Linked DNA regions of Homo sapiens: region 1 is linked to region 2. Evidence: chromatin loops called from intact Hi-C (ENCODE). Cell type or tissue: chondrocyte. All regions are shown on one strand. Each heading gives the region's core, and the rest is flanking DNA. Links, peaks and the distances in the headings are about the cores only.

What was found. A loop is a pair of places that touch in the nucleus more often than their neighbours do. Peaks named below come from ENCODE experiments on the same cell type or tissue, not always from the same donor. Only the 100,000 strongest peaks of a DNase experiment are listed, where the experiment ranks them.
Region 1: a loop joins it to region 2, with 4 times the contacts of the local background. A loop is called at or near these places in 6 of 110 quality-filtered maps.

The regions. Positions count from the first base shown.
Region 1 is chr17:77,251,125-77,261,674 of GRCh38, reverse strand. It overlaps LACAT1 (lung adenocarcinoma-associated transcript 1), which reads right to left and starts at 7,861. Exons shown (of 3, transcript NR_188630.1): 1 at 7,154-7,861; 2 at 3,909-4,013; 3 at 2,330-3,342. RefSeq lists enhancers at 2,789-3,444, 3,445-4,102, 6,350-7,549. In chondrocyte, for the core only: CTCF peaks have their summits at 4,774 (motif pointing right) and 6,226; no DNase peak of the experiment used is centred there.
Region 2 is chr17:77,490,676-77,501,225 of GRCh38, reverse strand. It overlaps SEPTIN9 (septin 9), which reads right to left. Exons shown (of 12, transcript NM_001113491.2): 8 at 10,367-10,484; 9 at 8,510-8,605; 10 at 8,150-8,246; 11 at 3,860-3,911; 12 at 633-2,703. The coding sequence ends at 2,568. Among named protein-coding and RNA genes, the nearest start is that of MIR4316, 99 kb to the right of the region's middle. RefSeq lists enhancers at 3,702-4,249, 4,250-4,799. In chondrocyte, for the core only: CTCF peaks have their summits at 5,910 and 6,124 (motif pointing right); DNase peaks (open chromatin) are centred at 2,295, 3,055, 6,405, 8,055 and 1 weaker place.

The DNA.
Region 1 (10,550 bases), core at 1,583-9,582, 240 kb after region 2:
TCCCCAGTAGCCCCCGGGAGGTGGGAACTCTGAGCCAACAACACACGACCTCACCATTTGGGGGAGAGAGTGGGGGAGAGAAGGTGCGGGGAGAGAGAGCAAAAAAGAGGAGAAAGAGAGAGGAAGAGGAAGAGGAAGAAAGAGAGACAGAGATTGACTGAAATGAGAGAGGCATTTACCCAAGACAAACCTACACACCTCACCCCAACCACATGGCAAAGCTGCTGCTAATAAAGACAATTAAGAAAAATCAACCCTTAAATCATTGCAGGTGAAATGGAAATAACGGAAGAATCTGAAAATGATTTCAAATTAAAATGTTTAGGATCATCAAAGAAAACAAGAAGTTGTAAAACCAAAACTGGCTTAAGGCCAGGCGCAGTGGCTCATGCCTATAATCCCAGCATTTTGGGAGGCCCAGGCAGGCAAATCACGAGGTCAGGAGTTCGAGACCAGCCCGGTCAATATGGTGCAAACCCCGTCTTTACTAAAAATATAAAAAATTAGCTAGGTGCGGTGGCGCTCACCTGTAGTCCCAGCTACTCAGGAGGCTGAGGCAGGAGAACTGCTGGAACCTGGGAGGCAGAGGTTGCAGTGAGCCGAGATCACGCCACCGCACTCCAGCCTGGGTGACAGAGTGACACTCTGTCTAAAAAAAAACACAAAAAAAACAAAAAAAACTGGCTTAAATAAGAACAGGTGGTCACGAAAAATAATCAGTGAGAAATCCTGGAAGTTAAAGGTATGATTTTTATTTATTTTAGTTTTTTCTTCCTTCTAAAATTTTTTTATATTCTCTTTTTAAAAAATGTTTTTCATGGGCCAGGCATGGTGGCTTACACCTGTATTCCCAGCACTTTGGGAGGCCAAGGTGGGCAGATTGCTTGAGCCCAGGAGTTTGAGATCAGCCTGGGTGACAAAGTGAGACCTCATCTCTACAAAAAAAAATTTAAAATTAGCTGGGTGTGGTTGATGCATACCTGTAGTCTCAGCTACTTGGGAGGCTGAGGCAGGAGAATCATTGGATCCCAGAAGTTTGAGGTTGTAGTGAGCTATGATTGTACCACTGCACTTCAGCCTGGGTGACAGAGTGAGACCCTGTCTCAAAAAAAAAAAAAAAAAAAAAGCTTTACATTTTAGTATTTATATATTACATTTTTCACCCTGTTGTGGTCTGTGTGCAAAAGGTGTAATTATTGAAATTAAGAAGCCAACAGACAGAATGTAGTTGGCTGGATACATTGAAGAGAGAATAAGTTAGTTGGCTGATGTCACCGAGAGTGTGGTAAAGAACAATATAGATGAAACAGGCCGGGTGCAGTGGCTCACACCTGTAATCCCAGCACTTTGGGAGGCCGAGGCAGGCAGATTACTTGAGGTCAGGACTTCCAGACCAGCCTGGCCAACACGGTGAAACCCCATCTCTACTAAAAATTCAAAAATTTGCTGGGTGTGGTGGCGGGAGCCTGTAGTACCAGCTACTCGGGAGGCTGAGGCAGGAGAATCACTTGAACCTGGGAGGCGGAGGTTGTGGTGAGACCATGCTACCACACTCCAGCCTGGGTGATAGAGCGAGATTCCGTCTCAAAAAGATAAAAGGAGCAGGATTACTTGTTCACCTCGTTCTCTGGGCACTGAGGATTGGCAAGTATGGTCCTCAGGCCAGTTTCTGTGGCCCCCAGGAAATTCTACAAATGCATGAATAATGGGTCAGGACCCACAGTCTCGGTGATCCAAAGCTCACAGGTGATGCACGCTCCTGCAGAATAGAAAGAAGGGACAATCCTGGCTCCTGATGGCGCTGATGGTTTGTTTTCATAAATGTCCATTTAACAGCTGCGACAGCTGGAGATCATTGTTCCTGGGGCATCTCGCTCTACCCCAGCTATGGTCCCTCTGAGCAGCCCCTACAAACACGGGAACCCACCAGAGGCCGAAGAGCCCTAGAAGAGACCAACCTTGGCAGTCCCATAACTGCACTGCCTTACTGTCCCCAAGGCAGACCATTCCCTTGCTCCCTCCAGGGGACACCCATAGCCCCCAGGGGCCACCTGGCTGCAGAAGGCCCCTGCACGGGGATGATTCTCAAGATTCTGATTTATTCATACCCTCCATATTTTCCCAGGCCGTATTCTAAGATGTCAGGGATTTTGTGCAGGGCACAGGGCAGAAGCTGATGTGAGACGTGGGTACCTCCTGTCTCTTCAGAAGAGCTGTGCTCGCCGGCTGCACATGGCGGATGAAGGAGGGGTGTATCTTAGTCCATTCTCATGCTGCTATAAAGAAATTCCCTGAGACTGGGTAATTTATAATGGAAAGGGGTCTTTTGTTTTTATTTTTATTTATTTATTTATTTTGAGATGGAGTTTCCCTCTTGTTGCCCAGGCTGGAGTGCAATGGCATGATCTTGGCTCACCGCAACCTCCGTCTTCTGGGTTCCAGTGATTCTCCTGCCTCAGCCTCCTGAGTAGCTGGAATTACAGGCGCCCGCCACCACACTCAGCTAATTTTTTGTATTTTTAGTAGAGATGGGGTTTCTATGTTGGCCAGGCTGGTCTCGAACTCCTGACCTCAAGTGATCCACCTGCCTCGGCCTCCCAAAGTGCTGGGATTACAGGCATGAGCCATCACGCCCGGCCGGGAAAGAGGTTTAATTGACTCACAGTTTTGCATGGCTGGGAAGGCCTCAGGAAACTTACAGTCATGGCGGAAGGTGAAGGGGAAGCAAATACCTCCTTCACAAGGTGGCAGGAGAGAGAAGAGTGAGCGAAGGAACTTGCCAAACACTTATAAAACCACCAGATGTCGTGAGAACTCACTCACTCACCGTCCTGAGAACAGCATGGGGGAACCGCCCCCATAATCCAATCACCTCCCTCCCTCGACACATGGGGATTACAGGTCCCTCCCTTGACACGTGGGGATACAAATCGAGATGAGATTTGGGTGGGAACAGAGCCGAACCATATCAGGGTGCCTTGACAAAGAGAGAAACCGGAGATCCCAAGCCGAGGAGAAGTTGGAGGTTGGTCCTGAGGGCAGTGGGGCTGGCCTGGTGCGTCTCTGAGGGGAATAGCCATATGGCGCCTGTGGGAGGGGCCCCAGGATTGGGTCCTAGTCTCTCCAGTGTGGACACAGAGCCACGAGGCAGAAAGTACCACGAGATTGTGACCATGTTTGTTTCAGCAGACCCGGCCAGGATGGACAGTGATCAGGGCCCACTCTGAAAGGCCTGGGACCTTTGCACAACCACGGTGGTGGTGACAGCTGTTGGGGGGAGTTGGGAGCAGGAACCCTAAATGACAGATGGTTTCCTGTCCACTCAGCAGGCTGAGGGTCCACCTGGAAGATACCAAGGCGATGGGGCTTGGTGCCGTCCTGAGTTTGCAGGCCGAGGCTCACGCTGCTCTGCCAACACTCACATACAGTATCCGCGTAAGCCAAAGAAACCCCCCGAACTTGGGACAGGCAGCTCCTTGCTGTGGGCCACACACGGGCTCGGGAAGGACCAGTGACTCAGGGGCTTTCATTGTTTCAGATCAAAGGCTGAGTGTGGCCAAGTGAAGGAGAAAGCCCCTGTGCGGGCACCTGCAGAGGCGTCCACCCTGCCCAGGGGCCTCTGGGGACGCAGCGCCCACCCTGCCCAGGGGCCTCTGGGGACGCAGCGACCCACTGACCAGTGAGCGCAGATGAGCGACTGCACCTCTCTGCTTCAGCTCTTCATGGCCAGATGGGAGGACAATCCCCACCTTGCAAGGTGGCGTTAAGGACTGAGAAAGAACGAGCACCAGGCCTGGCCCCATGAGCACTGCTGGGTCTGGATCCAGGCGCCGTCCACCTTCCACCCGGCAGCACTAATGCTTCCCTCCCCGGCTGCACTGGCCCTTATCTGGGGGTCAGGAACTCACGTGCTGAATAAAGAGCAACTCTTTTCCAGACAGGAACGTTGGGTGTAGCAGGGACAGGCACTGGGGCTGAAGTTGCTTTTCCAAGGAGACGGTTTGGAGTGGTGCCTTCCAGAAAGGAGCATGGTAAGGTGAAGGAAAGGAAGCTGGAGAGGGTGAGGAGGGGCTGTTTCAGGAAATGAAGCTGAGGGGAAGTGGCTCAGGATGTGGAGGTGGAGGAGGTGATAGAATGGAGGAGGTGATGGGAATGGAGGAGATGATGAGGATGGAGGTGATGGGGATGGAGGAGGTGGGGAGATGATGGGATGGAGGAGGTGACAGGAGGTGATGGAGATGGGGAGGAGGTGATGGAGATGAAGGAGGTGGGGAGGTGATGGGAATGGAGGAGGTGATAGAATGAAGGCGATGATGGGAATGGAGGAGGTGATGAGGATGGAGGAGGTGATGGGGATGGGGGAGGTGATAAAATGGAGGAGATGATGGGAATGGAGGAGGTGATGGGGATGAAGGAGATGGGGAGGTGATGAGGATGGAGGAAGTGATGGGGATGAAGGAGGTGAGGATGGAGGAAGTAATGGGGATGGAGGAGGTGATGGGGATGAAGGAAGTGGGGAGGTGATGGGGATGGAGGAGGTGATGGGGATGGATTCCATTCTGGCCTTCCCTCATACCCTATGGGCCTCCTTCATCACTTTGGTTAACAACTTAGGCAGTTCCCAAAGCTGTTCATCTAGCTTCAGCAAATGAACCATCTCATCTTGGCCAATCCAGGCTTGCTGTCCCATATTAAAATAACCAAACCAGTCTAAGTCAAAACTTCCGTCTCACATCTGATGGCAAGCTGCAGGGGGCAGTAGTAGGGATCAGCCCTTCTACCTCCTTGCTCCCCTCCACCCTCATACATGCCTCCTCTCTCCCATCCCCTGCAAAGGACATCCTCCAGGGCACCCCTCCCCCAGGCAGCCCCACCCACCCCAGCTGCTGGTCCTTGTGGTTCAGTGCCATCCAGGCAGCGAGCCCTTCATGAGCCTCCCACCTGAACCTACCCTCCTGGTGTTGCATGGCAACTTCGAGCACCCTTCCCTGGGAAACGCTGGAAATGTGGAGGGTGACCTGCCCAGGCAGCTCCAGCCACCCTTCAGAAGGCTCCAGGGGCAGGGCTGCTGCCTCTCTGCACCCAGCCCCAGCCGAGGTGGCCAAGCCCTCCCAAGAAAGCTCCCCACTTCTGCCTGGGGCCAGGACTCGAGTTCAGAAAACCACCAGCAGAGGCTCCTTTGCCAGGGGTGCTCGGGGGGCCCCCTATCCTGGCTTGAGTCCCTTCACAGTCCCATCTCTATTCCTCAAAACTTGCCTCCAGCAAGCCCCTCTGATATGAGCCCTCGTTTGCAAGTGGCTTTGGCTCTGGGCTTTATGCTGCAGATTCACTGACACCTCATCACAGTTCCTCTAGCACCCATTTCACAGATGAGGAAACAGAAGCACAGAGAGCTTAAGTCCCCTGCTTGAGGTCTCACAGCTTCTCTGCAGGGGAGCCCAAATTCAGTTCCTGGCAGCAGCATGCTTCCCGGTCTGTGCCCGTAACCCCACTGCAGCTCTCTGCTGGGACCGTATGCCACCTTTTGAGATGTCCAACATTGACACGTCAGGCACCCTGTCTGCACTGAGCAGACACGTCGGGCACCCTGTCTGCACTGAGCAGGCACGTCGGGCACCCTGTCTGCACTGAGCAGGCACGTCGGGCACCCTGTCTGCACTGAGCAGGCACGTCGGGCACCCTGTCTGCACTGAGCAGGCACGTCGGGCACCCTGTCTGCACTGAGTAGGCACGTCGGGCACCGTGTCTGCACTGAGTAGGCACGTCGGGCACCGTGTCTGCACTGAGTAGGCACGTCGGGCACCCTGTCTGCACTGAGTAGGCACATGGGCATTCTCTGCTTTCCAGCTTCATCCAAAATCCCAGGCATCTGGGAAAGTCCCTGGTCACAGGGAGCCCAGCGATTCCTGGTGTGGGAGGGTAAGGGAATAGAGGAGTGGTTCTTCTCCACCCTGCCTCTGCCCTGAAAGACTTATTCACTGGCAACGTCCCCTAGAAAGAGGCCTCTGAGCTCCTAACCACAGGGTGCAGGACCCAGTAGCTCATGTCTGTGCCTCGTGCCGGGTGGCACGCTGACCCGGCTGCAACCAGCCAGTGGTGACTCAGGCCTCGGAAATGACAGGCTTCCGTGGAGACAGAGGGCGCCGGGGTCGGGGAGGCAGCCCACGAGGAGCTTAAACCCCCACTGGGGGAGGGAGAGCAGGACAGAGCTGGATGGCAACATGAGAGGCCGGGGGTGTGAGTGAGGCCTCTGCCCACAGGTGACCCGGGTCACACCTTCCAGGAGCCACAGACAGGCCCCAGCAGGAGGAGCTGGGGGACACACACAGGCCCCAGCAGCAGAGGTGGAGTGGTTGCAGGACAGGCCTGGAGGGCAGGGGAGGGGCTGAGCCTCCGCAGTGGGCAAGAAGATCGGCCTCACAGCGCTGACGGTCAGGAGGCCCAGTCTGCCGCCCCATGCTGTGTGCCTATGAGGCCCCACGGGCCTCAGCTTCCTATTCTGTGACAGGGAGCAGCCCCCTCACCTGGCCAGGTGCCAACTGAGAGAGAGCTTGGCCCTGGGCAGGGCCACCTTCCTGTGTGCTGAATCGTCACCTGGAGGCAAGACCGGAAAGTGTTCTCACTGTATTGCATTCCTGGGCCCGAGGAGCTCTTTCACAGGGCTGAGCCGTGGATGAAGTGCTTATGAATTGGCACAAAGAGGGGGCCGGGTCTGATTCATCTGTGTGCCCCATCCGCACCCCATACAGGATCGGGCACAGAAAGACATTTCCCATGGTTACAGGAGGAAATAGAGTAGGATGGGGAAGAACTGGCCTCTGAGGTCCCTCTTTCTTCCCACCCTATCCCCCAAAAGTTGCCTTCCTGGACCCCCCTGCCCCCGTGTCCCCCACATAGGTGTTTACACGCTGATCAGTGGTGGAGATTCCAGGCAACAAGGAGCTGGGAGGCTGAACAGGTACTGGAAGCCAGTGGCCAATGCCCCTGGAACAGAGCCCTGTGGCCGAGCTGCGAGCTCTGTTAGGTCTCCAGCTTATGGCTCCCATGAAGGGCCTTGCCCTCCTGCCAGGGGCAGTATAACAATCTACCCAAATGCCCATGGACCCCTCTGGAGGCTTGTAAAGCCCCAAACTCCTGTTTGCTGCGAACTTACCAGGCTCGGCCACAGGGGCAGGGAGAACGTCCGGCCGGAGCGCAGGGAAGGAAGGTTGGGTCTCTGGAGTCCGCGGGGGTGGGGGGCTCCCTCCCAGGTCTCGCCCTTCAGCTTTTCTGTTTCCCACTTCAGGGCCACACGTCCGTCGTTCCGAACCTCCAATCACATTGGTAACCAACATCATGGGTTCCCAGTGGCCCCGTTGTGGGGTCTTTTCCTCCTGGGGTCTCTGCTGGGGCTTCTCCCTCTCCTCGCTTCCGGCCATCCCCTTCGCTGGGGAGCAGTTGGCTGCTTTTCCGCAGCCAGTGCCTTTCGCGGGTCCAGTTGATCCTATGAGATGCACCATGGAGGGGTAAATGCAGCCTGGGCTCCTCCAGAAGCCAGGGTGCCCACTGCTGCGTGGAGATGCTACCAAGCGTTCAAGTTGTGCGGGTTGTGGAAGAAGCTGGTGAGCCCTGGAGTCAGGCCTGGAACTCAGAACCGAGCGTGAGTCAATCCCTCTGCTTTTCACCGGGAAAAATCTTCCTGGCTCGAGGTCCTGGGTTCATCACTTTCTTCAAACAAACACTCAATCAAACACTTAGAGACTTCCGGTCTGGGTAAGATGGCCTAAACCCGACCCTCCCTGTTCCTGTCTGCTAAGCCCTGGAAAGAATGTAAGAGGCAACCCTAAGAGGGCCCTGAGGTGGAAGGAGCAGGAGAGCTGGTAAAGGACCCCAAGGCTGGGTCAGGAATATTTATCAACAGGGCATTATGACACCCCTCACCCCCACCCAATACAGGACCCGCCCAGGCGTGCATTTCCCAACTCCCGACCTAGCAACAGAAGGCAGCCAAGTAGGCTCCTTTCTCTCCTAGATTAAAGGCAAGTCGCCCCAACACACTAGGCAAGGCTGGGCCCGATTGCTCACAGCTGTAATCCCAGCGCTTCAAGACAGGAGGATCTCTTGAGACCAGGGATTTGATACCAGCCTGGGTAACCCAGCAGACCCTGTCTCTACAAAGAAAACTTAAAAATTAGCCGGGCATAGTGGCAGCTGCGTACAGTCCCAGCTACTCAGGAGGCTGAGGTGGGAGGATCACTTGAGCCCAGGAGATCAAGGCTGCAGTGAGTTATGATCGCACCACTGTACTCCAGCGTGGGCAACAGAGTAAGACCTGTAAAAAAAAAAAAAAAAAAAGCTGGGCACAGTGGCTCACACCTGTGATCCCAGCACTTTGGGAGGCTGAGGCGGGTGGATCACCCGAAGTCAGGAGTTTGAGACCAGCCTGGCCAACATGGTGAAACCCCGCCTCTACTAAAAATACAAAAATTAGCCGGGCGTGGTGGTGGGTGCCTGTGGTCCCAGCTACTCAGGAGGCTGAGGCAGGAGAATCGCTTGAACCTGGGAGGCAGAGGTTGCAATGAGCCAAGGTTGCGCCATTGCACTCCAGGCTGGGCGACAAACTCAAAAAAAAAAAAAAAAAAATGAACAACAAAAAACCCACCAAGCAAGCCAGGCAGAACCACCAAAGGGGTTGGCCCAGCACCCTCCTGCTAATTATTGGCCAGGGTTAACCCTTTCCTCCTCACTGGACCTGAAATTCCACTCCCCCACCCAAAATCATGGCACAGCAGAGAGAGGGGGAGACGTTGATGGCAGGGAGAAAGCCCACCACAAGCAGAAGGCCTGTCTGTCCCTGTGAGCGGGAGACTCCCTTCTCCCACCTGGAGGCAATGAATGTCCAGCCTGGGAAAGCTCCTTCTGCCTCCTTAAGCAGCACCACACAAGCCGAGCTGACCTCTATAGCACGGCAGAGGCTCTGCAAATCAGATTTTCATTGGAACCACAGCCCCCAAAAGTAGCCCAAGACCTGGGTGCTAAACCTAAGCAGGGCCGCTGCTACCAAAGTAAAAAATGCAAACAGGACCTGAAGTCTCCTCACCTAATAGCCACAATGTCCAGGATATGGTGAAATTCACTCATCCCACCAAGAACTACGAAAATCACAATGTGAGTGGGAAGACCGTCAACTGAACCCTGAGATGAATCAGACGTTGGAGTTACGTGCCCAGGATTTTACTCTTTTTTTTTTTTTTTTGGAGACAGTCTTACTCTGTCACACAGGCTGGAGTGCAGTGGTGCGATCTCAGCTCACTGCAACCTCTGCTTCCTGAGTTCAAGCGATTCTCCTGCCTCAGCCTCCTGAGTAGCTGGGATTACAGGCATGTGCCATCATACCCGGCTAATTTTTGTATTTTTAATAAAGACAGGCTTTCACTATGTTAGCCAGGCTGGCCTCGAACTGCTGACCTCAAGTGATCCACCCTCCTCGGCCTCCCAAAGTGCTGGAATTACAGGCATGAGCCACTGCGCCCAGCCATGTGACCAGGATTTTAAAGCAACCATCAAAAAAAACACATAAAAATAAAAAATTCAACAAGCAATTGCAAATTCTCTTGAAACAAATGAAAATATAGAAATTCTCAGCAAAGAAATAGTGGGTATTTAGAAAGAACCAAATGGAAATTACAGAACTGAAAAATGTCATTGCAGAAATTTTAAAAACTCCCTGATGGGCTCAGTTGTAGAGTGGAAATGACAGACGACAGAATCAGTGAATCTGGGGACAGATCAATCCAAAGTACCCAGTCTGAACCACAGGGAGAAAATAGACGGATAAGAAATAAACAGAACGTCCACATCCAATGGGACCATAACAAACAAATCTGACACTCACATCATAGGGGCTAAGGAGGAGAAGAGAGTGAGGCTGAAGGAGTATTTGAAGAAATAATGGCTGAAAACTTTCCAAATCTGGTAAAAGACATAAGCTTACAGATTCAGGAAACTGAACTTCAAACAGAAGAAGCCAAAGAAATCTACACTGAGATATCATCATTAAACTTCTGAAAACTAAAGACAAAAAATCTCCTCAGAACAGCCAGAGAAACAACACATTACCTATAGGGACACCAGTTCAAATTATCTCATCTGAAACTACGGAGGCCAGAAGTGATGTGGATGACTTGAGGTCAGGAGTTTGAGACCAGCCTGGCCAACATGGTGAAACCCCGACTCTACTAAAGTTACAAAAAATAGCCGGGTGTGGTGGCACATGCCTGTAGTCCCAACTACTTGGGAGGCTGAAGCACGAGAATTGCTTGAGCCTAGGGATTGTGGGGCCAAGACTGCTGATGGGGGGTGGGGTTGAGCTGTGATGGTGCCACTGCACTTCAGCCTGGGTGACAGAGTGAGACTCTGTTTCAAAAAAAAAAAAAAAAAATCAGTAACAGAAAGACTACAGGAAAATCTCTAAACACTTGGAAATTGAACAGTACACCTCTAAATATCCACGTCAATGAGGAAGTCTCAAAGAAAATTAAGAAATCTATAAAACTGAATGAGAATTAAAG
Region 2 (10,550 bases), core at 1,127-9,126:
TTAATGAAAGCGTTCAGATCTGCCATTCACTTTTCAGTCATCTCCGCTGAGTGCTTCTCAAGCCCTGGGAACTTTTACCCCAGGTAGATTAAACAACGCCCCAGCAATCGCCTTGATGCTATTCTCACTCTTCACAGTGCTCTGGAATTATAAGTTCTCAGGGAGTTTGTTAGTTTCAAATCTTGGGAGTCTGAATTCGAGATCTGACCTGGCCTTACCTTTTCTTTTTTTTTTTTTTTTGAGATGGCATCTTGCTCTGTCGCCCAGGCTGGAGTGCAGTGGCATGATCTTGGCTCACTGCAACCTCTACCTCCCGGGGTTCAAGCGATTCTTCTGCCTCAGCCTCCCGAGTGGCTGGGACTACAGGCGCCCACCACCATGCCCAGCTAATTTTCGTATTTTTAGTAGAAACGGGGTTTCACCATATTGGCCAGGCTGGTCTCAAATTCCTCACCTTGTGATCCAACTGCCTCAGTCTCCCAAAGTGCTGGGATTACAGGCGTGAGCCACCGCGCCCGGCCTACCTTTTCTTGCCCATGCTTCTTGCCCACCTGCAGCTGACCCCAACCTGTCCCGAGGCCCAAAGAACTGCACTTCAGGGGCAGAAAAAACATTCTCACTCAGGAGCCTTCTGGGTTTCTGCATTTGAAACATTTATTTCAGGAAATACATTTTCAACACTTTGTCATTTATACAAAAAGACAAATTTCTCGGGAGGCACGTAGCAAAAGGCCATTGAGGAACAGAGCCTGATGAAACGAACAATTTTTCAAAGTCTGGTTACAGAGAAGGAAAGTGAAGCATCTCAAGGCTGGGATGCTGCTGCCCACCCCCACCCCACCCCGCCACCAAGTGACATTGAGGCTGGGCAGGCCACATGGCCTGGGCCCTGGCGCTGGCCACTCATTTCCTTCAAAATCTTGGTTTTGGCAAAAACATGGCAAGTTGGCAAAGTAAACTGTCTCACCAGTGGGGGTGGTGAGGGGTCCTTCCTCTCTTGGGTGGGGAGGGAGTCAGACGCCCAGTGCCCCAACTTCCATGCACACACACTCACACTCATACACTCCTTCTCGCTGACCTTCTCCTGGCTGCAAGCAGCCAGCCCGGTGCCTGCAGATGCACCTGGTGATGTGTGCACCTGAGTGGAGTCTCATCAGGCCCCTCTTTCTCCCCAGGAGCAAGACAGGTAACAGGAAGCAGGAAGGGACTTTGGTCATCTGTGCCCTGCAAAGACAGCCCCCATGGGTCCCCTCGTGGGGACAGAGGGTGAGGGGCCGGGCCGTGCTGCCACGAAACCTTGCTCTTCAGCTGTGGACTGTGCACCCCTGACGCCCGTTCTCTCCTTTCTAGGGGTTCGTTACCATGGGCTCTGAGGGGAGGGGCCCAGGCACGGGTAGATCAACAGAGTCAGGCTCGCCTGGCCTCCCACCTCCCCAGCTCAGAGAGTCAGCAAGGCCTGGGCCAGGAAGGGTGAGTGGCAGGGGTGGCTGGCTGGGCATTAATGTAACTACAGCCCAGTCTTGGGCCAAACCCAGACACTAGACAGACAGACGGACACGCATACACATGGACACACACACACTTCCCTGGTCACTTGGGCAGGGCAGGCGCCGGGCAGCTCACGCCACTCTGACCAGCCCAAGCCACGGCCCACACGTGCCCCCGCCAACCTTCCTTCTGGCACCTTCCATGGCTCCCTCCCTCAGCTCCTCCACCAGACTCACTTGCTTAGACCTTTTCAAAACTGGGGGATGAGGGGGTAGGGGTCATCTCTCCTTCCTTTTTATCCTCAATCAGATCCCAGCGCATCAGCAGCACCTGCAGCCCGGTGGGGGCGGGGGTGGCGTGAGAGGGGGATGGCAGGGAGATGAAGACGCCTCCCTCATTCCAGCCTGTCCCCGCATCTGGCCAAGCAGTCTGCGGATGGCTGAGATAAAGGCACTTTCTGCTCCAGGAGGGGCAGCTGCCAGGGGGCTTGGAGTGGCTGGGCAGTCGGTGGCAGGGGACCCTGGAGTTTTCTACCCTTAGGAGCAGGGCAGGGGTAGGGGCTGAGTGATGGCCACACCATGTGGCGGGCAGGGGGTCCAGGTGCTCCTGGTGGGCTGCATTCTCCCCTGGGCTCTGACACACTCCAGGGGACAGGGCCGATGGGGATGGAGGGGAGCGTGCAGCCCACTGGGCTCCTCTGCAAGTGCGAGGCCTGGCCCCCACCCCAAGGCCTCCGGCACTGAGAACCCCACACAGACGGATGATCTGCACACCGAAGCTGCTCTTCTGAGCCCTCGGGGAGCCAGGCCTGGGGACAGAGGGTCATGTCAATTCAGTGGGTGCTCTCACCCCTGCCTGTGGCTCCAGTGCAGCCTCCCCACAACCTCGGGGAGGCCGCGGCCTCATCACTGACTCACTCGGAGGGAGGCCCCTTCCCTTGTTTCCTGGCAGCATGTCGAAGGGGTGGGGAACGATGACAAATGGAGAAAATCATATAAAATAAAATGGGGTGGTGGGAGGGCCTGGGGGGGGACGGAAATGACTTGGGGGCAGGATCCCGGGGGTGGGCAGGGTGGCGTCTACATCTCCGGGGCTTCTGGCTCCTTCTCCTCCATGCCGTTGGCCATGGCGCTGCTGCCCTCGTTGAGGCGCTTCACACGGTACGCCTCGAAGTGGATGCTGCTGGTGATGTCCTTGATGTTCTGCATGTGCGTCCTGTGGGGGTGGGGGGCGGGCGGGTCAGTGAGGTGGGCGCAGCGGGGTGGGGGCAGCGGGGCAGGGGCCCTGCTCGGCCTGCCTCGGACTCAGGCCCGCCTGCCCCCACCCCCACTCCCCATCCCGACTGCTTGGCTCCCCATGGGGTCCCCCAGGCCCACCATGTTGGACCAGATCTGGTACACGTTTTGGGGGAAGGGTCAGTCCCCCTGGTAAGCCCAGACTCGGTCAGAACACACATATTCCAGTGCATGTGTCTCCCTCTGGGTCCACCCTATGGCCCTGGGTCCAGGGCCCAGGGACAGTGCATAGACTCAGAGGGACAGGGCTGGAGCATTGTTGCTCCAGGCCGGTGTCCAGGGTGCTGGCAGGGTGGAAGCAGTGGGTGACCACCGGCCTCCAGGACTATGGCCTGTGGCAGGCAGGTGGCCTGGGGCAAAGGGCTGGGTTGCCCTTGTCCCCAGGAAAAAAAAGTCCTGGGCTCGGATTTTCATTCCTCTGCAGCTCAGGAGGAATAATCTGGAGGGAGGTTGGAAAGCCCAGTATCCCCACAATGGCAGAACGGCTCCCGGAATCCCCCCACCCCTGCCCCCGCCAACCTGGAGGCCCCTCCTCTTGATAACATTCCCATCATCCATGCCAGCTGCTTGCTGAGGAAGAACCTGCCCAGGCCAGGGCCCACACTCCAGGGACCACCCACCCAGCACCCTCTCCATCAGGGCTTCCCCTCCTTGCCTGGACTCAAGGGAAACAAGGAGAAGCCTCAGCCAGGTGAAAGGGGTAGGGGTCAGAGGCCAGTGGGATCGGAGCTGGAGACGCCCCACGCTGCCGGCAGGGCCTGCACATGAGGCCTCACTGGGCCCTTAGTGGCCACCGGGCAGCTCTAACGGGCCAGACCACAGTGGATCAAAGCTCAGCCTTCCCATCCAGCCAACTTCGCAGGGGTTGAAAAGGATCTTCACTGCCTGCTTCATTTCCCAGTGGGTTTTCTTTTTCAGAAGATGGGCTTCCAAGATCTTCCCGAGGGCAGGGCAGGCAGGTGGCAGGGGGCACCCACTCTGCCCAGGGCTTCGGCCCCACACCCACTGCCCCCACCCGCTGTAGGGCCCTCTTAGGGGTGAAGCCGTCAGCCCCACCCAAGCACCCTGTCTCTCACCTGATGAGAAGGTCCCGCAGGTAGGCAAACTCACAGTGTGTGGTGTTTTCAACTAGGAGAGGAGACAGGAGGGGCTTTAATGTCCCAGTGGAGAAACTCTGCCCGGACCCCACCTCTCTCCCCCTGCCCAGAAATGCTGGTGCCAAAAGCAGAGTCTGAGGGCAGCCCCATGGGCAGGAGGGCAGGGGAACCACCTGCTCTGCAGCTGAGTATAGGACACCTGGCACTGCCCTCAGTCTGGGGGATACTGGAGTGACCAGCACCAGCTCCTGCTCCTGGACAGCTCAGCTCCTGCTCTCCAGAAAGTTCCTGGCTAATGGGAGATGGCACAGTGACCAGGCCAAATAGGAGCATGGAAGGAAGCCACAGTGGAGAAGCCAGGGCAGTGGGCCCCCGCACCACTGGGGTGACCAGGGAGAGCAGGACGTCCCAGCAGGGGCCTGAAGACAGGCAGGGGGCTGGGCTGCTGGGAATGGGATGAAGCAGGAATCGGAGCTGGGATTTTAAAGAAAACCTGTGGCCCACAGGGTGTTACCCCCACGGCCCCATCCACCTTGTGTGCGCTCAGAGCACACACACACAGGGACACACACAGGGGCTACGTACTGTGGACGACCATTCACAAGCTCAAGAATCAGCAATGCTAAACATTGCTCAGGGACATGTGCACTTCACACAATACATACAAGCCCAAGCTCGGGACAGTGGCCACTTCTCAGGGAGACTGGGCAGGAGACCACGGGCACCCACAAGTGCCCTCGGGCTCGAGCTGGTGGCCATCTCAGAGTGGTCATTTTATTGCTGTGCTTCGTAACTCCTATATGAACACGCGGTGCCTGGCATGTGTAACTGTTATATAACAGAAGGCCTTTTAACAAGGAGGGCAGTGAACGGCATCACTGGAGGTGGGGAGCCGGGCAGGGAAGGCAAATAAAGACACCCGGTGCCCTCCCATGTGATGAACTTCGTCTTCACACACCTGCAAGTGTCTCTTGTGATTCCTTTGTTATCCCCATTATCTTACGAAAATGGGGCGTAGACGCTGGGCACCACGGCTCACGTCTGCAATCCCAGCACTTTGGGAGGCTGAGGTGGGTGGATCACGAGGTCAGGAGTTCGAGACCAGCCTGGCCAACATGATGAAATCTCGTCTCTGTTAAAAATACAAAAATTAGCCAGGCCTGGTACCAGGCGCCTGTAATCCCAGCTACTCAGGAGGCTGAGGCAGGAGAATCACTGGAACCCAGGAGGTGGAGGTTGTGGTGAGCCAAGATCACGCCACGGCACTCCAGCCTGGGCAAAAGAGTGAAACTTCGTCTCAAAAAAAAAAAAAAAGAAAAAGAAAAAGAAAAGAAAAGAAAATGAGGCATAGAGAACGCAAGAACTGTGTCTGTCTCAGCTCCACAGTGCATAAGGCTGGAGCGGGATGCAGAACCCATACACCTGGCTCCAGGCTGCCCCATCGCAGAGCCACATGGCTTTTCCCCAAGTTAAAAATGTCTAGTTTTTACTTGGTAGGCCAGCAGGCAGGGCCGGGGCCTCCACCTTGCCCAGCCCTCAAGTGCTCTCAGTGCTATGCCGGTTGCCTTTGCCTAGGCCCTCCTGCCACGGCCCTGTGTAGGGCGGTGTCCACACTAGAACCTCCTGCAGACTGACCAGCAGCACTCTCATCTAACACTGACGGGCAGCGAGAGCCGGCAGGAAGAATGGGGCTCTCAGGCTGGAGTTGGAGTGTGTGATCGCCACTCCCTGGCTCGGGCAAGTTACTCTCATTCCCTCAGTTTCCTCATCCATAAAATGTGGATAATAACGTCACCCGCCTCTCAGGGACATGAGGATTAAATGAGTTCATGGCGTGATCAATTACACCCCACATTTCTATTGACAATACTTGGGGTGGTTTCTAAGGATGGGAAAGATACCTCAAGATGCTGTTCACCAAGTGGGAGGCAAGAACAAGGCACAGCCCTTACTAGTCCGGGTGTCAGGTCAGCTATGAACTCATGGGGCCCCTGATATAAAAACCCAGCAGTGCTGAAGGCACATTTCCAGGGTCCTCATATAAGACTGCTGGAAAGTGGGCCCCACCACCTCACAACTGTCCTGACAGGTTCCAGACTCTTCCTCAGCTGGAGCCAGTGGTGCTCAACAACGCACAGGTCAGAGAGGTGCGGGGACCTCTCTCTTGTGCATTTCCTGACAGTTTCTGTCACCGGCCACCTGCGGTACTCAAGGTTGGCCACCAGGGTGCAGCAGAGGCACGCCCATAGCAAAGCCGCCGGCCCGTCCCAGGCCCATCCATCCCTAACTCTCCCAAACCTGCCTTTCATAAAAAGTTTCCTAAACAGCAAGAACTCTTTGGGCAGAGAGGAAGAGAGGAACTGCAGGCAGAGGGGCCAAGGGGAGGCAAGCCAGCCTGACACCACAGGCGGATACTGGAAAACACCCAGGCTGCACCCAGCTGGGCAGCTCCCGCAGGGTGGGCCCGGCAGGGGTGGTGGTAGGGGAGGAGTGCAGACAGGGGAAAGGCCCGTGTGCCTCTCCACACCCTCCTCCAGGCATGAACTCCCATCTCGAGGGAGTCTGGTGCAGGGCTGGAGCTGTAGATTCTAGAGCCGCCTCCCGTTCTGGGTCCCTTGGCAGGTTTTCTGCTCACAGCACCTCTTCAACTCTGCAAGGAGGGTGGGTGCGGGGAGCTTCGGACATGAAACGAGATAACCCATGTCTAGCCAGTGGCACAGGAGTGTCTGATGCCTCCTGGTAATTGTCATTATGACCATTTTTTTAGAGCAACAGCTTCCCAAAAAGCTCTGTGGTCTTTGGGACAGTCTCTCAACTCACTAAAATCTTGGCACACTGCACCCACTTTGTGGATGATGAAAACTGAGGCCCTGGAAGATTAAGAGACTTGTGCTTCCTGCTCTACTGGGCCTTTCAGCCAAGTGCTCTCCCAGAACAAAGTGGCTTTTCCTGCTGCATTTCCCTCTGCACCTTCCCCTCTTCCATTCTAATGAGAAATGAAGGGACAGAGAGAGGAAGGGGAAGGAAACGTTCGGGCCCATCCCTCCCGGGGTGTCACCGCCAGGAGTGGGTTGAACTGTGGCCCCCCAGGGGCTCCCATCCATTCAAAGACATGGTCAAGGTCCAGGCCTTGGAACCCATGATTGTGACCTTACTTGGAAAACGTCTTTCTTTATAGATTCATTAAGGATCTCCAAATGGGATCATCCACTTAGGGTAGGCCCTAAGTCCAAAGACAGGCATCCTTGTCCAAAGACAAGAAGGAAAGAGGGCAGGCTCGGTGGCTCATTCCTGTAATCCCAGCACTTTGGGAGGCCAAGCAAGGTGGGCAGATCACCTGAGGTCAGGAGTTTAAGACCAGCCTGGCCAACATGGCGAAATCCTGTCTCTACTAAAAATACAAAAATTAAGTCAGGTGGGTGGTACGTGACTGTAATCCCAGATACTCGGGAGGCTGAGGCAGGAGAATTACTTGAACCCAGGAGGCAGAGGTTGCAGTGAGCTGAGATTGCAACACTGCACTCCAGCCTGGGTGACAGAACGAGACTCCGTCTCAAACAAAAAAAAAAAAAAAAAAAAAGGAAGAGGAGGGACGGGACAGAGACACAGGGAAGAAGGCCCTGTGACAATGGGGCAGAGATTAGAGCATGTGATGCCTTTACAATACAACTAGGAATGCCAGGCGCCACCAGAAGGAGGAAGGCATGGATGAGGCTGGTCCTCAGGGCCTCAGAAGGAAACAGCCCCTGATTTCGGACCTCTGGCCTCTGGAACTGTGAAAATACGTTTGTGTTGTTTTAAGTCCCCTCGTTTGTGCTAATTGGTTACAACAGCCACTCAAGAGACTAAGGTGTGAGGGTCCCAGGAACTTCAGCAGGGTAAGGGGCCGAGGGTCCATCTGGCTCACAGAGCTACAGCCCACCCCTTTTCTAGGCCCAGAGAGGTTGGGCGATTTGTCCAGGGCCACACAGGTGCCTATGAAAGAGCCTGCACCAGGATCCAGAACTTGGCGGCCCCCATCCCAGCTCCTGTCTCCCTGAATCTTTCCCTGCCCGGGGGGAGGTCTGGGGTGGAGGCATCTGCACAGGCCACTTGCCCTCTCACTTTCCCAAGGGTTGAATGGGGACAAGGAGACCCCTCCCTCTGGGTGGGGCAAGGCAGTGGATGAGGTTCCACGAGTCCCTGGCTCAGGCGTGGCCCACAGGCTCTGGGTCAGCAGAAGAGACTGTCTTCCCATCTGTCTGGAGCCCCGGCGCCTGCGGCGAGTACCTTCGATGGTACCCCACTTGGTCTTCCTCCCAAGGATCCTCTTGCCGTTGACCTGGTACTCGTGGTCACTGCCCACCACAGCAAATGGGATCATCTCCTGGGGAACGGGCAGACGGTATTGGTTACACATGTGCGGGAAGGCAATTCCCTCCCCTGGGCCCCCGGGAGGAGCTGCCCTGAGCCTGGGGTCCCCCAAAAACGAGAGCCTCAGCCTGACAGCACTGGGTACAGACACCTGGGCTCAGTGCCCTCTGGCCCCAAGAATATAATTTCATGGCTTAAGGTCCTCCAAACCCCCAACCCACCCTTCAGCAGGAACTGGGGGTCCCCTGGGAACAACATCCTAGTGGATCCACTCACCCGGAACTTCTCGTTCACCAGCCGGTCCTCCGAGTCCTCATCAAATTCCTTCTGGGGGTACACGTCGATGCCGTTGGACAGCAGGTCTGCGGTGATCTGGGATAAGGAGGGAGAGAGATGGGCCCATCCCTGTGGCAAGCTCTACCCACCCACTGGTGTTTGCCACATGACCTCCACACTGTGTGCTGCCCCAGGCTCGGGTTCAAGGGCAGGCTCTGGGGGGCTGTGACACCAATCACCTCCAACTCCTGTGCCTCCTGGAGGGAAGAGGGGCAGCTGCAGGTGCACCTGCTGTCCTGAGCGACGCTGCAACTCCCCAGGGGCTTAAGGTCATCGTCCTGAGCACCTCCCACCTCTCTTCTCCTGCTCATCACAGCCCCAAGAAAGTACTCAGGGTTACCGAGACCTCCCCTCCTGAAACCCTTCCTAAAAAACCCTCGTCACAGTCCCCAGTTCCAGCAGGGGCCCCGCCTGCAGTAACCTCTCAGCTCCCTGCCAGCAGCCCGACATGGGTACGTGCAACAGAAACATCCCAGTGAGCGGCTGCTCGCCTGCCCAGGCACAGACCACAGCCCGTGTGTAGCCTCCGGCAGACACACCCACTTTGTGTGGACTGTCTTCCCCTGCACATGCTGGGAAGGTCCCTGACACCTGGCCCCAGGACGGAGTAGGTTACAGGCCCCACCCACACCCACCGAGGCAGATGTGGTGCCGCAGCCCAGGCACCTCGGTTTCATTTTGAAAGGCACCCCATGTGGCTCTGATGTGCTGCCCTGTCAGGAGGAAGAGCCCAGGGCTGCCCTCTTGCTTGGATGCCCCTCCCTATCCCACAGCAGGGGCCTCAGACGGTGGCGGAGAAGAAGGTGGCAGAGACCATCCCTCCTGAAACTTTTTTTTTTTTTTTTTTTTTTGAGATGGAGTCTCGCTCTGTCACCCAGGCTGGAGTGCAGTGGCTCAATCTCGGCTCACTGAAGCCTCCGCCTCCCGGGTTCAAGAGATTCTCCTGCCTCAGCCTCCCAAGTAGCTGGGACTACAGGCGCCCGCCACCATGCCCGACTAATATTTTTGTATTTTTAGTAGAGATGGGGTTTCATCATGTTGGCCTCAAACTCCTGACCTCAAGTGATCTGCCCGCCTCGGCCTCCCAAAGTGCTGGGATTACAGGCGTGAGCCACCACACCTGGCCCAGCTTCTCTTCCATCTAATAAAAACCAGGCAGGGCGAGGTGAGGTGGCTCATGCCTGTAACCCCAGCACTTTGGGAGGCTGAGGCAGGAGGATCCCTTGAGCCCAAGGGTTAGAGACCAGCCTGGGCAACATGGCAAAACCTCGTCTCTACTAAAAATACAAAAATTAGCCAGACATGGTGGTGTGCGTCTGTAATTCCAGCTACTCGGGGACTGAGCCTGGGAGGTGGAGGCTGCAGTGAGCCATGATTGTGCCACTACATTGCAACCTTGGCAACTGAGCCAGACCCTTTCTCAAAAAAAAAAAGGGGGGGCATAAAACAAGGTGGGCCATGTCGCACGGCCCCTGCTCGGCCTCACTCCCTGGAAGAGAGATTCACCATCTGCCTGGTCCAGGTCTTCTCCAAAACCCCCCTCAGAGACTCTGCTGGAGAATTGGCACTCCCACAAAGCTGCTTTTGAGATATGGGGGAGCTGGAGAGGCCATCTCAGGGACGGCCCCCAGCAGCCACCTGGGCCAGGGACCACCAGGCCAGCCACCCGCTGGGGAGAGTGACCAGCGGTTCGGTCTCCCTGACAGTGTGACTCCTTTAGACGGGGTGGCCCCTGCCAGGCCTGCAGCGTCTCCAGGTTGCACAGAAGGGCTGGGGCAAGTAGAGATGGAACCCTACCCGCTGTTTGAAGTGGACCCTCTCCTCCAGGGTGAGTGTGTCCGCCTTGGCGATGACAGGGACGATGTTGACCACCTTGCTCAGGCGTTTCATAAACTCGATGTCCAGGGGCCTGAGGCTGAAGCAGAGGGATGTGCGTGAGGCTCATCTGGGGGAGCGGGGCAGTGGGGGGGCACCCACCCCC